3 separate regions of the Homo sapiens genome follow, and regions 1 and 3 are each linked to region 2. Evidence: chromatin contacts called from ENCODE Hi-C data. All regions are on one chromosome and are shown on one strand. The core of a region is the stretch at or near the end of the contact, and the rest is flanking DNA. Distances in the headings are between cores, read along the strand shown. Region 1 has its middle 6.1 kb from the start of GNG13. Region 2 holds the start of TSR3 (TSR3 ribosome maturation factor). Region 3 holds the start of METTL26 (methyltransferase like 26).

Region 1 (4,420 bases), core at 630-3,129, 540 kb after region 2:
AAAAAAAAAAGAGGGAAAAGAAGTTCTGCTCTTGTTCCTGGCGCTGGGACTCTCTCTTCCTCCTCCTGCCCTTGGACAGGGCCCCCAGCCTTGGGACTCCAGGACTTAACACCAGCGGCTCCTTGGATTCTCAGCTTTCAGCCCTGGCCTGAGTCACACCTTTAGCTCCCCTGGTTCTTCCGTTTCCTGACTTGGACCGAGCCAGGCTGCCAGCATCCCAGGTCTCCGGCTTGCAGATGGCATCCCTCCCGGGACTTCTCGGCCTCCCTAACCGCATGGGCCAATTCCCCTGACAAACCCACTATCATCCGTCTATTAATCCGTCTCTCCAATATATTGGTCGGCCTCTGGAGAATGCCTACTGATGCGACACCTGTTTCTGTACACTGGCTTCTGCCTCAGATCTCACAGGCGTGCCAGGGAAGAAGCATTCCAGATCCCATTTAGGAAACTGTGGAGGACGGTGTGAAAGTAAAAGCTCAGGACCCCAATTCAGGCTGCCAAAAGGACAGAACGAAGCCGAAGACGGAGCCGGTCAAGTTACTGCCTCTCCCTGTGTTGTTGGGCAGGTAACTACAGACGCGAGGTCAGATCTCACTCTCCATTGCCCTCATCTTGCGGACGCATCATCGGCGACCCCAGCCCCCCACCCCCCGCCCCTCCTTTTCTCTTCCCACCGTGGGCTCAGAAACAGGACCGGAGCCTTCCTTACCCCGCAGCCCGCTTTCCCCCTTTAAATACGGAGGCCTCAAAACCATCTCTGGAGAAAGGCATCGACCTGTCCCCCCAGGCGCGACCTCGACCTTGCCGAGCCACGCTCCGAAGCCCACCGAGGCCTGTCCCGGCTACTTCTTGGTTTACAACTGAAATGGACCAAAAAGACAGCGGGCATCCTTCTGGATCATCTGATTCTGCAGGGGTCTGCGACTTTCGCCGTCTTCGAGATATTTTACGGTCCTGGAGTTGCAGAAAACGTCGAGCAACGCGAGCGACTCTCGACCAGCGTCGCGTCCGTCAAATGCAATCGATCATCGCCAGTGGAGAGTGACCGGATATGAGAGCCCTGCCCGACTCCAACATGGCCGCCCAGCCCACGACCGAGGCCTGGGCAGCCGCTGCCAGGAGCCAAGATGGCTGCGACGAGCGCTGACGTCACGCGGGCGGCCACCGTGCGCGGCTGACCCTTTCCTGCCGGGACCCGGAAATTATCTCCCAAGGCGGAAGTAAACGGCGCGCGACGGTCGGTTGAAAAGTTGGCCGGGGCGGGCGAAGGCTGCGAGCGGGGCCGTCCGGGTGGTCTGGGCGACTGCCCCGAGGGCCCGCCACGCCCTGGGGCCAGCCCTGACCGTCTTACCTCAGTTTCCCCACCTGTAAGAGGGATCCGCTGGCGGGTCCCTTTGCCATCCCCCTTCTCTAAATGCAGGGACAGAAGACGGCCGCTGGCGGGACGGCCACAGGGGCCCAGGCCCGGCGCCTGCACGCGGGGCTCGCGCCCGGGTGTTTGGCCATATCGGGAGGCGGCAGGAGGCGGCGGCGAGGGGCCCTGGCGAGGGCACAGGCGGGTCAGGGAGCAGCGCTGGCTGAGGCCCGGCGGCCAGAGGGAGCGGGAGGGAAGGTGCGGGGCCTGGGCTGCTGCCTCCTGGGCACGTCTAGCTTTCGAGGGTCACACCGCGGGGAGAGGTGACATTTTGAAAAGGTAATGGGGGCCACGATCCCTCCAGAGGCTATAGGGAGGACCCTTCCTGCCTCTTTGAGCTCCTGGGGGCTCTGGGAGCTCCAGGCGTCCTTAAGAGGCTTGTGGCCGCGTGGCTCCAAACTTGTTTTTGTTTTGTTTTGTTTTGTTTTGTTTTTTGAGACGGAGTCTCGCTCTGTCACCCAAGCTGGAGTGTAGCGGCGCGATCACGGCTCACTGCAAGCTCCGCCTCCCGGGTTCTCGCCATTCTCCTGCCTCAGCCTCCCGAGTACCTGGGACTAGAGGCGCCCGCCACCACACCTGGCTAATTTTTTTGTATATTTTTTTTAGTAGAGACAGGGTTTCACCGTGTTGGCCAGGATGGTCTCAACCTCCTGACCTCGTGATCCGCCTGCCTCCGCCTCCCAAAGTGCTGAGATTGCAGGCGTGAGCCACCGCCCCCGGCCCAAACATTTTTTTTTTTTTTTTTTTTTTTTTTTTGAGATGGAGTCTCCCTCTGTTGCCCAGGCTGGAGTGCAATGGCATGATCTCGGCTCACTGCAACCTCCACCTCCTGGGTTCAAGTGATTCTCCTGCCTCAGCCTCCCGAGTAACTGGGACTACAGGCGCGCAGGCCACCACCCCTGGCTAATTTTTGTATTTTTAGTAGAGACAGGTTTCCACCATGTTGGCCAGGTGGTCTGCCCACTTTGGCCTCCCAAAGTGCTGGGATTACATATGTGAGCCACCATGCCCGGCCTCAACTTTTTTTGAGACAGAGTCTCACTCTGTTGCCCAGGCTGGAGTGCAGTGACATTATCTCAGCTCACTGCAGCTTCCACCTCCCAGGCTCAAGCAATCCTCCCACCTCAGCCTCTCCAATAGCTGGGACCACAGGTGCGCACCACCACACCCAGCTAATTTTTGTATTTTTTTGTAGAGACAGGGTCTCACTTTGTTGTCCAGGCTGGTCTCCAACTCCTGAGCTCAAGGGATCCTCCCGCCTTGGCCTCCATAAGTGCTGGGATTACAGGTGTAAGCCGCTACTTCCTGTCGTCTACTCTCTGTATTTTGCAAATAAAACGTTTGCAGGTCATGTCAAACATCAAGTGATTGATCTGTGGGGACGCAGGCGCCTTCCTCAGAGCCCCTCCCTCCCCTGCTTCTGCCCCAGCCAGCCTTGTGCATCTGCAGATACCGAGGCTGCTCAGGGGCGCTCTGCTGTCCACTGAGTGCGAGGAGTCTCAGGCGCTGCAGGGACCCGGGTGCTGCCACACGGGTGGACAGCCCATGGTGGCCGGTTGGAGGCCTCTAGCACAGACCCTGCACACCTGGAGGCTTCTGCTGGCAAAGCCCTGGGACCTAAGACCAGATGCCCAGGGCTATGGCCCACTTGGGATGACACACAGGGTCCCCAGATGTGTGCATCTACCCCAGTGACCCCCTTTTTGGGATGCTTGTGTCTGTTCTGGGGCTGCTCTGGGCCCCAGGGGTTGGGGGTGGGCGGTGTCCCCTTGTGAGAAGGGGCCCGCATGGCAGGAGTTCCCTGTGGGCGCAGGCCAGGCCCTGGAACGGTCTGTACCTCGCACACTGCATTTGCGAGCGGCTGCGCTGTTCCTGAGCTGGTTGGGAGCTCAGAAATGCAGGCGGGTGTCTTCCTGCCCCATGGGGTGGTAGAGATAGCCAGGAAGTGAGTGCCGGCCGCCCAGGGCCCCAGGCTTATTTCCCGAGACGGAGCTTGGCCACCTGTGGTCTGGTCTCCACGTAGCAGGATGCACGTTCGAGGCCTGTGACCCATGGGGTGGTAAGTGGGGTGTGCAGCTGCCCCACCCGTGTTGGGGTGACCTGGCTGTCCCCAGCAGCCACCTCTGCACGGGGGCTTCTGGTCAGTTCGGGCCATCCTAGCATCTGGCTAGGCTCTGCCAAACCCATTTGCCAATCAGATTTGGAAGACTGGACATTCTGTGGTTTCCCTAGCCCCGGAAGCAGCAGCAGGGCCATCCCCTGCACTGGGGGTCCCAGGATCCCTGATGGGCTGTGGCGTGACCCATCCAGGGTCTTAGAGGCCAACCTGGATTCACAGCATGTCCTGTGGTTAGAGGTACAGGCGGGTCCTTGGGCCCTGATGCACTTACAGTGGTGGCCACCCAGCCCGGGATGTTTGAATGAAGCCGTGGGGACAGCCAGAGGCCAGAACACACCGTCTTAACTTCTAGGTGTCCTTAGGCAAAATCACGGGACCTTTGTCATCCCTTTTTTTTTTTGAGACAAGGTCTCCCTGTTGTGAGCTGTGGCATGATCACAGTTCACTGCAGCCTCCACCTTCCAGGCTCAAGGGATCCTCTAGCCTCAGCTTCCCAAAGTGCTGGAATGACAGGTGTGAGCCACTGCACCCAGCCTAGTCATCCCAAAGCAAGTGTCCGTCTGTGTGGGCAGGGACTCTCCCAAAGCCAGAAGCCCTGTCAGGCTGCTGCACGGCTCTGGCCACCACCCTGCGGATCACGGGCTCCTAGGAAAGCCGCCCCAGGGACCACGACACACCGGAGGGTGGCCTGGGGCAGAAGGCGCGACTCACTCTCCCTTCCCTTCCCCCACAGACCTTGGAAAGGTCTCGCCTCAAGGCCTCCCACCACCCTCGGCTGAGCAAATGTGTCTCTCTTTTGGAAAATCTGCGACTTCTGAGCTGGTACTCTTGGAAGAGCGTAATTTGGTGGAGCCGGCAGTGGGGGCCTCTGAACCCAGCAGGCT
Region 2 (3,905 bases), core at 1,264-3,763:
TTGGCCAGGCTGGTCTCGAACTCCTGACCTCAAGCGATCGTCACACCTCAGGCTCCCGAGCAACATGCACGCACCACCACGACCAGCATATTCTGTTTTCTTTCCAGGACTCTCACCTCCAAAAAGACGTGGTCCCATTAGCCAAGGCTGCCTCTCTCCTACTGGAAGGGGTTCGGTCGGGAACTGCGCTGTTACACAGTGGCCTGCCTCCTCCCCAGCTTCTTGGGATAGGTGGTGGCCCGACTCCAGCACTTCAGGCCCTGGGAAGCCACCATCCCATGGCTTCTGAGCCGCAGGGAAGTGAGCCTAACCCCAGGTGCGCCATCACGCCCAGCCACACAACAAAAAACTTAAAAAGATGTGTTTGGAGTCAAAGTCCACCAAACCTACCAACACGGTGCGGCACCATCTGATCCCCTTTATCTCTGATCTGTGGCTACCCCAGCTGAATCCCCTCTGGCCCTGGCTGTCCTGCTCAAGGCCTTTGGCCACTCCCTTTCCTGGATCCCTTTCCCCAAATAGCCACAGCTTTACTCCCTTTTCTCCTTTAGCTTTTGGCTGAAATGTCACTTCTTAGACTTTTCCTCAGCACCCTATTTAAAGCAATCCCCACCAAGACAGGAGGATTGCTTGACGCTGGGAGTTTGGGGCCAGCCTGGGCAACATAGTGAGACTTCCATCTCTACAAGAACACTTAACATTTGCCGGGCATGGTGGCGTGCACCTGTAGTCCCAGCTACTCAGGAAGCTGAGGTTGGTGGATTGCTTCAGCCCAGGAGTTCAAGGATGCAGTGAGCTATGATTGCACTACTGCACTCCAGCCCGAGTGAGAGAGCAAGACCCCGTCTCTAAAAAATAAAAAAAGCGATCCCCCAAACAATACTCTAACACACATACACACACTCCCTCCTCTGCTTCACACATCTACATGGCATTTTTCATCATTGGCCATTCTATGTATTTTATCTAATTCTACAGGCTCAGTGCCTGTTCCTCCATCCCTCCCCATTAGACTGTCAGCTCCATGAGGACAAGCATTGGTATATCTGTGTTCGTTTCTGCAACCCCAGCACAGACCCTAACACATAAAGGTATTCGATAATAAAATTACTAAAGCTGGGCGCGGTGGCTCACGCCTATAATCCCAGCACTTTTGGAGGCCGAGATGGGCGGATCACTTGAGGTCAGGAGTTCGAGACCCGCCTGGTCAATACGGTGAAATAAACCCTATCTCTACTAAAAATACAAAAATTTGCTGGGCGTGATGGTGATGCATGCCTGTGATCCCAGCTACTCGGGAGGCTGAGGCATGAGGATCGCTTGAACCTGGGAGGCGGAGGTTGCAGTGAGCCGAGATCGTGCCACTGCACTCCAGCCTGGGCGACAGAGCGAGACTCTTGTCTCAAAAAAAAAAAAAAAAAAATTCTTGGATTTTTGTCTATTATATTTAATACTCATTCAGCGTTTAAATGATATATATACTCATGACCCACCAATTCCACTTCTGGAATCCTGCACTGGGAAACCGCTCACCTGAGGGCAAACCAAAGCACCTACACAGCATGTTCTCCACAGAACTATTTCTAATGGCCAAAAAAATGGCAAGAACCTAAATACAATCGGGGAGTGCAGTGCCATCCTATCGCGTGCTGAGCACCAAGAGAAAGAACGAAGACCTATATCATCACCATGAAGCGTCCCGAGAGATACAGCGAGTGACAACGACAAATCAGCCAAATACTCGCGCAGCATGATTTTTTAAAAAAGCGATTAGATTACAAAAACTATACGTTTTCCAGTTGCATAGACACGCACGTAAAAGCACAGAAACGCGTCTGCAAAGTCACCAGACTATTAACAGCAGTTACCTCTCGGAAAGGAAAGGAAGGACTAAGTCTGGAGATAATTTAATTCGCTACAAGAACGTTCTGGTATATTCTCTCGTACTTCCACATTAATTTTAGAAGGCTGACAAACCAATGCTTTAGACTCCGGGCCGTAACTCTCAGGGTCACTCATCCATCCTCCACTGTTGCTGCTCCCCGCGGCCACCCCCGCGCCGGCCAACAGCGCTCCTCACTCACCAGACACGGGTGAAGGATCCCTCTTGGCCTGGAGGCGACTGGCCTGAGGCAAGAACGGGTTGTTCACCCTACGGGAAGCGGCAAGGTCAGCGGGGAACGGGCCCGGGCCGTCCCCCGCTCGAGCCGCCAGCCCGCGAGGCTGCTCACCCAAACGCGTTGGGCTCCTCCACCACCTTCATCTTCGCTGCACCTGCCGGCGCGGGCCCTACGGGGAGCGAGACCGTGAGCGGGGAGGCCGGGGTGCAGAGCGCGCGCGGGGCCTGGGGACGCGGACGGCCGGGCCACTCACCGCCGGCCGAGAGCCCGAGGAGCAACAGGAGCCGCGCCAGCCCCGCCGCCATCGCGCCGCAGCGGCCGCCGCGCGGTCACGTGAAGTGACGGTCACGTGACCACGGGGACCGGAAGTGGCGTCCGGCGCAAGCGCTGGCAGCCGCACAGCCCATTGGGAGGCCGAGGGGCGCGGCCGTGGGGTGGGGAGTCCCCGGCACCCCAGGTCCGCGCCATGGGCCGCAGGAGGGCAGCGCGCGGGCCGGGGGCGGAAGGCGGCCGCCCTCGGCACCTCCCGACGCGCTCCCTGGAGGCCTTCGCCGAGGAGGTCGGCGCCGCGCTGCAGGGTGAGCGAGGCGTGATGGGGAGAGCGGGTCAGGGTTTGAGGGCCTGCCCGGGGGTCCCACGCTGAGGCCGAGTGCCCTTCTCTCTCTCGTGCAGCTTCCGTGGAGCCAGGGGCGGCTGACGGCGAGGGCGGCCCGGGCCCGGCGGCGCTGCCCTGCACGCTGGCCATGTGGGAGTTGGGCCACTGCGACCCCCGGCGCTGCACGGGCCGCAAGCTGGCCCGCCTGGGGCTGGTGCGCTGCCTGCGCCTGGGCCACAGATTCGGCGGTCTGGTGCTGAGCCCCGTGGGCAAGCAGTACGCGTCCCCCGCAGACAGGTAGGCGCGGGAGGCCTGCCCGAGGTCGTCTTCATTTCCAGCGCGTGGTTCCCTTCAGGGATGGTTTAGTGGCACTTGTATGTCGCACCCACATCCACACCCACGTGGGCAGGGAACGTCTGTCTAGTTTGCCTCCGTTGCGTAGCGCAGAGCCTGGGATAAAGGAGGTTTTGGGGTAATAAACGTTTGTTGAGTGAATAAACACATGCTCCAGGTGCCCCAAGCAGCTGCCTCAAAAGCTTGCTCGTGAAGTCCGTTTGAGGGTGTTTGGGGATGGCGGAATGATGTCCCTGAATCCCTTAGCTAGGCCATTCTCCGGGGCATGCTCCACCTTGGGTAGTGCTGGCTCCTGAACTTATCCCATGCTGTCCCTGGCAGACAGCTGGTGGCGCAGTCTGGGGTCGCCGTCATCGACTGCTCCTGGGCCAGGCTGGACGAGACACCGTTTGGGAAGATGCGAGGGAGCCACTTGCGCCTGTTGCCCTACCTGGTGGCCGCCAACCCCGTGAACTATGGCCGGCCCTACAGACTTTCCTGCGTGGAAGCGTTTGCTGCCACCTTCTGCATCGTAGGTGAGTCCAGGGGCCCCACAGCAGTGTGACCCGGCGGCCTGCTGTTCCTGCTATGCTCCCAGCATCATGTTTCCTGCCGACAGACCCCAGGAGGAGCATAAGGGACGGACAGGGGAACAGTTCAGACAGACCACGGTTCCAGCCCCAACTGTCACTTCAGGTTTTCGGCCTGTGGAGTTGCAGTAGAGGCAGAATGGGATCGCTGTTCTATCAGGGCCGGTGTGTGGGGTGCCATTCATTATCAGGGCACCACTGCCCAGAGAATCCTCCTTATCCTCCACGTCCTCCTTACTGAATTGCTGATCTAAAGAGGCCCTGATG
Region 3 (4,523 bases), core at 1,811-4,310, 720 kb after region 2:
CTTATGTCTTCAGATGAATGCACACTTACACACAGACATCTAGGTTGGAAGGTACATAACCTCTGGAAAACTTTGTAATTTGACTTGTTCTGGTGATAATTTCCAGGCCTTCTCCTTGTAACCGGCTGCAGAAATAAAAACCCTCTTCCTCACCAGTTCATCTGCATCTCGTTACTGGGCCACGAGAAATAGCAGCCCGACTCTCAGTTTGGTCCAGGAACAAGAGGAGGCTGCCTGTGCCGGCATCAGGGCCTGGCGTGTCCAGTGGCCCCCACATTCTCCAAGGAGAGGTCAGGGATGCTGTGGCTGAAAACGGAGCTGTGGCGGGTGGGCGGCAGGGCCCAGAGTCTTCCTGTCTAAATTTCCAGGCAAGCAACATGCACCACATGGAGGGGTGAGGGGAGGCCCTTGGTGGTGGGGGGCCAGCCCGAGGAGCCCCCACCCCATGCACTGGCCCTGCTTCTCCTCCCTTCTGGGAGCTCCAGACTTACTGGGAGGCCCTCAGGGAAGCTTCTGACCCAGGTGTCTCTTGGCCCTGTACCCCTCCTCAGCATGGCTGAAGAGCGGAAGGAAAGAGGTTTCCATCCCCAGCTGCCTTCTCTGCAGGGTTGGGCCAGGCCTGTGGCCCTCAGAGGGCAAAGGAGATGGCAAGCCACAGCCAGGGAGGCCAAGCCTGAGACGCCCCCTAGGAAGGACTCCTCACGGACTCTTTTCTACCTCCCACCCCCACCCCTGCCCCCACCTTCCCCACTCCCCCAGTTCCCCTCCCCCCACCTGGCTCTGCCCTCCCCCCACCAGCATCGGGCATCGTGTCCTTCAAGGAAGGCCAGTGTGATCCCCGTCATCTGTGCAGCCTGCGTCCTGCCCTGGCTTCTCCCAGTGGCCTTCAGCGCAATCACTCACACAGGCCAGGGAGGCAGGACGGGGTGCTGGGGGGCCTGTGCACAGCCTGAGGGCATATGCTCCTGTGGAAGACCTGGCAGCAAGGACCAGCTGAGTTAGAGTGAGGGCGGTGCTGGGGAGGGAAGCCCCATGTGGGGAAGGGCATAACCCGAGCTCACACAGGCTCCCGAAGGCGGCCCCCCACCTTTGGGGCCCACTGCAGGCGGCAAGGACAAGCTGGGCTGGCCCAGAGCTCAGCAGAGCTAGCGTTTGCTTCAGCCATTGGTGGTCAAGCCACGAGGCCCAAACATCCAGCCCCAACAATAGGCCATATCTGAAGTCAGGCAACACTAAACCTGCCATGCGCTGGGCACTGTAGGCAGCTCCTGAACGCAGCTCCATTCAAGGGGGGAAGCAGGGAGGCGCAGAGAGACTGATCTCGGGCTCCTCTTTCCTGTGCCTAGGGAAGCCCAGGTGAAATCTGGGTGAGGAGAGGTGCATGGGCCCCAGGAGAACCACTGGTCATCATAGGTCCCTCCTCCTGGGGCTCTCCTCGAGGTGGGGGTTGGGGGCAGGGTGCGCATTGAAGGAGGCGCAGGGAAAGTGCTCAGCCCACAGAAAGAGAGATGGAGGCGGCCAGTCAGGCGAGGAAAGCGTGGGCTTGGGCCGCAGAGCCTGCTGCAGGGTCTGGCCAGTCACCACCACGGCGGACACCAACATCTCCTGGCAGGGTTGTCCCTGACCCCTGACTCCCTGAGCCCCCCATGGCCCGCGTTCCCAGTCCCAGACTGGCAGCCTGTAAGCCACTCTCCTACCCTGAGCCACGTGACTGGCCCTCCCTGGTTTACCCCTTCCAACGTCCTTGCCCTAGCCAGAGCGATATGGGGTTCCCATTGGTGAAAAACGGCTCAGCAAAGGCGCTAAGCCAGTCCTGAATGCAGAGCCAGGCGCTTGGCACTTTCTGGAGAAGAGCCCGGCTCTGAGGCTGGGACCCCAACCCTCGGGCGCACATAAATCGCGGCCTGTGACTTGATTTCGGGGGTCACCGACCGACCCCTCACGCTATCCGTGGGCCCTGAGCTGGTGCTGTTACCCCAGTGTCACAGAGAAACCCTGGGGCATTATTCGTGCCCCTCCCGCAGACCGCCCAGTTCTGCAGGCTGGGACCGCCCGCCCCGCCCTCTGCCGCCCCTGCCGCCCCTGCCGCCCCTGCCGCCCCTGCCGCAACCCCGCTCTGGCCCCGCCCCAACCCGCCAGTCCACACTCATGTCCCGCCCCCCAGCCCCGCCTCCCCTCTCGGACCCGCCCCGATATGGCCCCGCCCCTCCGGCAACCCCGCCCTAAACTCGGACCAACAGGGGGCCCCAGCCCAGCCCCGCCCTCTCCCCAGCCCCGCCCCGACAGGGCCTCGCCCCCATCGGCTCACGAAGGCCAACGGCTTCCACGGCTCAGGCCCGAATCGAGACTGTCCTCCAGCTCGCGTCCTTCACGCCCGCTCCTTCCCCTCCGGCACTGGGGGGCACCGCGAGACTCTTACCCTCGCGGTCCCGCCAGCTGGGTCCTCCTATGCAGTCGCCAGCTCCCTTGCGCTGAGCCCGGCGCCAGCGGCGGCGCACGCCCGGAGGACTTCCCGCGTCACAGTCTCTTGTCTCCGCGGGCAGCAACTGTCTTAGACAGCGCCGCTGGTGTAGTGGTATCATGCAAGATTCCCATTCTTGCGACCCGGGTTCGATTCCCGGGCGGCGCACTTAGTTTTTTTTCCCATTTGAACATCGAACTCTCGCTAACGCCAGAAATTTAAAAGTAGAGAAAACCCGAAACCAAGGGAAGGCGCCCAGTCTGGCGCAGCGCTGACACAAATTTCGGAGAGTGACACAGGTGCCCTGAAAACCCTGGACGGCCATGGGCGACAGGGTGCCTGAGCTGAGGCGCCTGTAAACCAGCAAGCCAAGCTCGCCGTTCAGTCCCCTGCCTGGGACCGCCACACACCGCTGAGCCGCTCCCCACCGTGCCTCTGGCGACTGCTGGTCCTTTAACAGGAGGCGCGCGTGCTCCTGGGAGTTGTAGTTTATCAGCTTCCGACGTGCCCCGCGGTATCTGGACTACAGCTCCCGACGTGCCCCGCGGAAGCCCGGCCACCGCCCCCGACGCGACCCGCGCCGCGTCCGCGGCGGGGAGTTGTTGCTGCCGCGATGCTGGTGGCGGCGGCCGCGGAGCGGAACAAGGATCCCATCTTGCACGTGCTGCGGCAGTACCTGGATCCGGCCCAGCGTGGCGTCCGCGTCCTCGAGGTGGCCTCGGGCTCCGGCCAGCACGCAGCGCACTTCGCGCGGGCCTTCCCCCTGGCCGAGTGGCAGCCGTCGGACGTGGACCAGCGCTGCCTGGACAGGTGCGGCCCCCGGGGCGGCCACTTCTATCGGTGCGGCGGTCCGGGGCCTCAAGAGCCCACGGCCCGCAGCCCCGGAGGAAAAGGATGCGGCTCGGGCTCTGAGGGTGCGGGGTGGGAGCCTGGGGGTGCCCCCGGGGCAGGCCCTAGCTGTGCGGCCCCCGCGGCTGCGGAAGTGGGTGGACCTCGGGGTCCCCCTTCCCAGCCGCTTTGGTCTCCGCTCCTCAACGTGCCCCCCAGCCTCCCCTAAGAAATTCTGTGGGGGCGTCGGAAAGGCGGGTGCACAGGACTCGGCCCCCACCCAAGCGTTCGCCTCCTGCAGCATCGCGGCCACCACGCAAGCCCAGGGCCTGACCAACGTGAAGGCCCCGCTACACCTGGACGTGACGTGGGGCTGGGAGCACTGGGGCGGGATCCTGCCACAGTCGCTGGACCTGTTGCTCTGCATCAACATGGCCCATGTCAGCCCCCTGCGCTGCACGGAGGTCTGTGGGGAGCCCAGCATGGGTGTCTGCCGTGGCACCACTCACCCTGCATGGGGGCAGCTGGGATGCCAGATTTGCCCCCATCACAGTCGGGGTGAGGGTCTCCAGCCTCCCCCATCACAGTCGGGGTGAGGGTCTCCAGCCTCCCCCATCACAGTCGGGGTGAGGGTCTCCAGCCTCCCCCATCACAGTCGGGGTGAGGGTCTCCAGCCTCAGGGCCTGGCTTCTGTTGGGGGCAGCACCTCACTGCCGTCCTGTTCCTACTCACCAGGGGCTCTTCAGAGCAGCAGGACACCTGCTCAAACCCAGGGCCCTGCTCATCACCTACGGGGTGAGTGGGCCTGTCCACGGCGGGCCTCCCGCTCCCAGTCCTAGCTGCTGTCTCCTGCCCTGCTGAGAGTCCTCCCTCCTGGGCTCCCTGCCCCCCGCCCAGCCACCAGCACGGCCTCCCCTCCACTTCCAGTCTGTACCCCTCCCTGGGTCATCTGCCAGCCTCCCTACCCCCTTGCCCACCAGGCTGGCCTTGGCTGACTCCCTCTTGGGGACAGGGAGGGGGTGCCCTTTCATTCTCCAAACCCCAGCCTGCAAGTCTGTCCCAGGCTCTCTGGGAAATACCCCGACCTTGGTCCAGTGGGCTGTGTCCCCATGCCCACAGCCCTATGCCATCAATGGGAAGATCTCCCCCCAGAGCAACGTGGACTTTGACCTGATGCTCAGATGCAGGTCAGAGCTAGAGGCGGGGGGTCTGGCTCAGGTGGCAGGTGGCTTGG

Evidence for each region. Hi-C counts contacts between places; a loop is a spot of excess contacts on that map. Pooled maps may share reads with other maps.
Region 1: a pooled map shows a loop between it and region 2 (16-fold over the local background). The contact joins the enhancer-like site here to the promoter of TSR3 in region 2. A Hi-C loop is called at or near these places in 4 of 50 pooled maps.
Region 3: a loop to region 2 is called in a pooled map, with 8 times the contacts of the local background. The contact joins the promoter of METTL26 here to the promoter of TSR3 in region 2. A Hi-C loop is called at or near these places in 1 of 37 single-sample maps with no recorded cell type and 5 of 50 pooled maps.

What each region holds. Positions count from the first base shown.
Region 1 is chr16:804,595-809,014 of GRCh38, reverse strand. No RefSeq gene overlaps it. Among named protein-coding and RNA genes, the nearest start is that of GNG13, 6.1 kb to the right of the region's middle. RefSeq lists an enhancer at 948-1,177 and a silencer at 1,258-1,467. Within about 2 kb of position 1,879, at least 33 of the 41 ENCODE cell types and tissues checked have a DNase peak (open chromatin) inside an H3K27ac peak, as active enhancers do.
Region 2 is chr16:1,350,486-1,354,390 of GRCh38, reverse strand. It overlaps TSR3 (TSR3 ribosome maturation factor), which reads left to right and starts at 2,513. Exons shown (of 6, transcript NM_001001410.3): 1 at 2,513-2,698; 2 at 2,793-3,012; 3 at 3,391-3,584. The coding sequence starts at 2,587. It overlaps GNPTG (N-acetylglucosamine-1-phosphate transferase subunit gamma), which reads right to left and starts at 2,460. Exons shown (of 11, transcript NM_032520.5): 1 at 2,374-2,460; 2 at 2,232-2,289; 3 at 2,085-2,152. The coding sequence starts at 2,425. RefSeq lists a silencer at 2,236-2,935.
Region 3 is chr16:634,842-639,364 of GRCh38, reverse strand. It overlaps METTL26 (methyltransferase like 26), which reads left to right and starts at 3,060. Exons shown (of 6, transcript NM_032366.5): 1 at 3,060-3,271; 2 at 3,591-3,753; 3 at 4,025-4,084; 4 at 4,409-4,476. The coding sequence starts at 3,075. TRG-CCC2-2 (tRNA-Gly (anticodon CCC) 2-2) reads left to right here and starts at 2,559; the gene lies at 2,559-2,629. LOC100287175 (a long non-coding RNA gene) reads right to left here and starts at 2,413. Exons shown (of 4, transcript NR_149003.1): 1 at 2,309-2,413; 2 at 1,239-1,342; 3 at 492-556; 4 at 160-356. RefSeq lists enhancers at 1,256-2,030, 3,461-4,120 and silencers at 3,049-3,168, 3,219-3,398.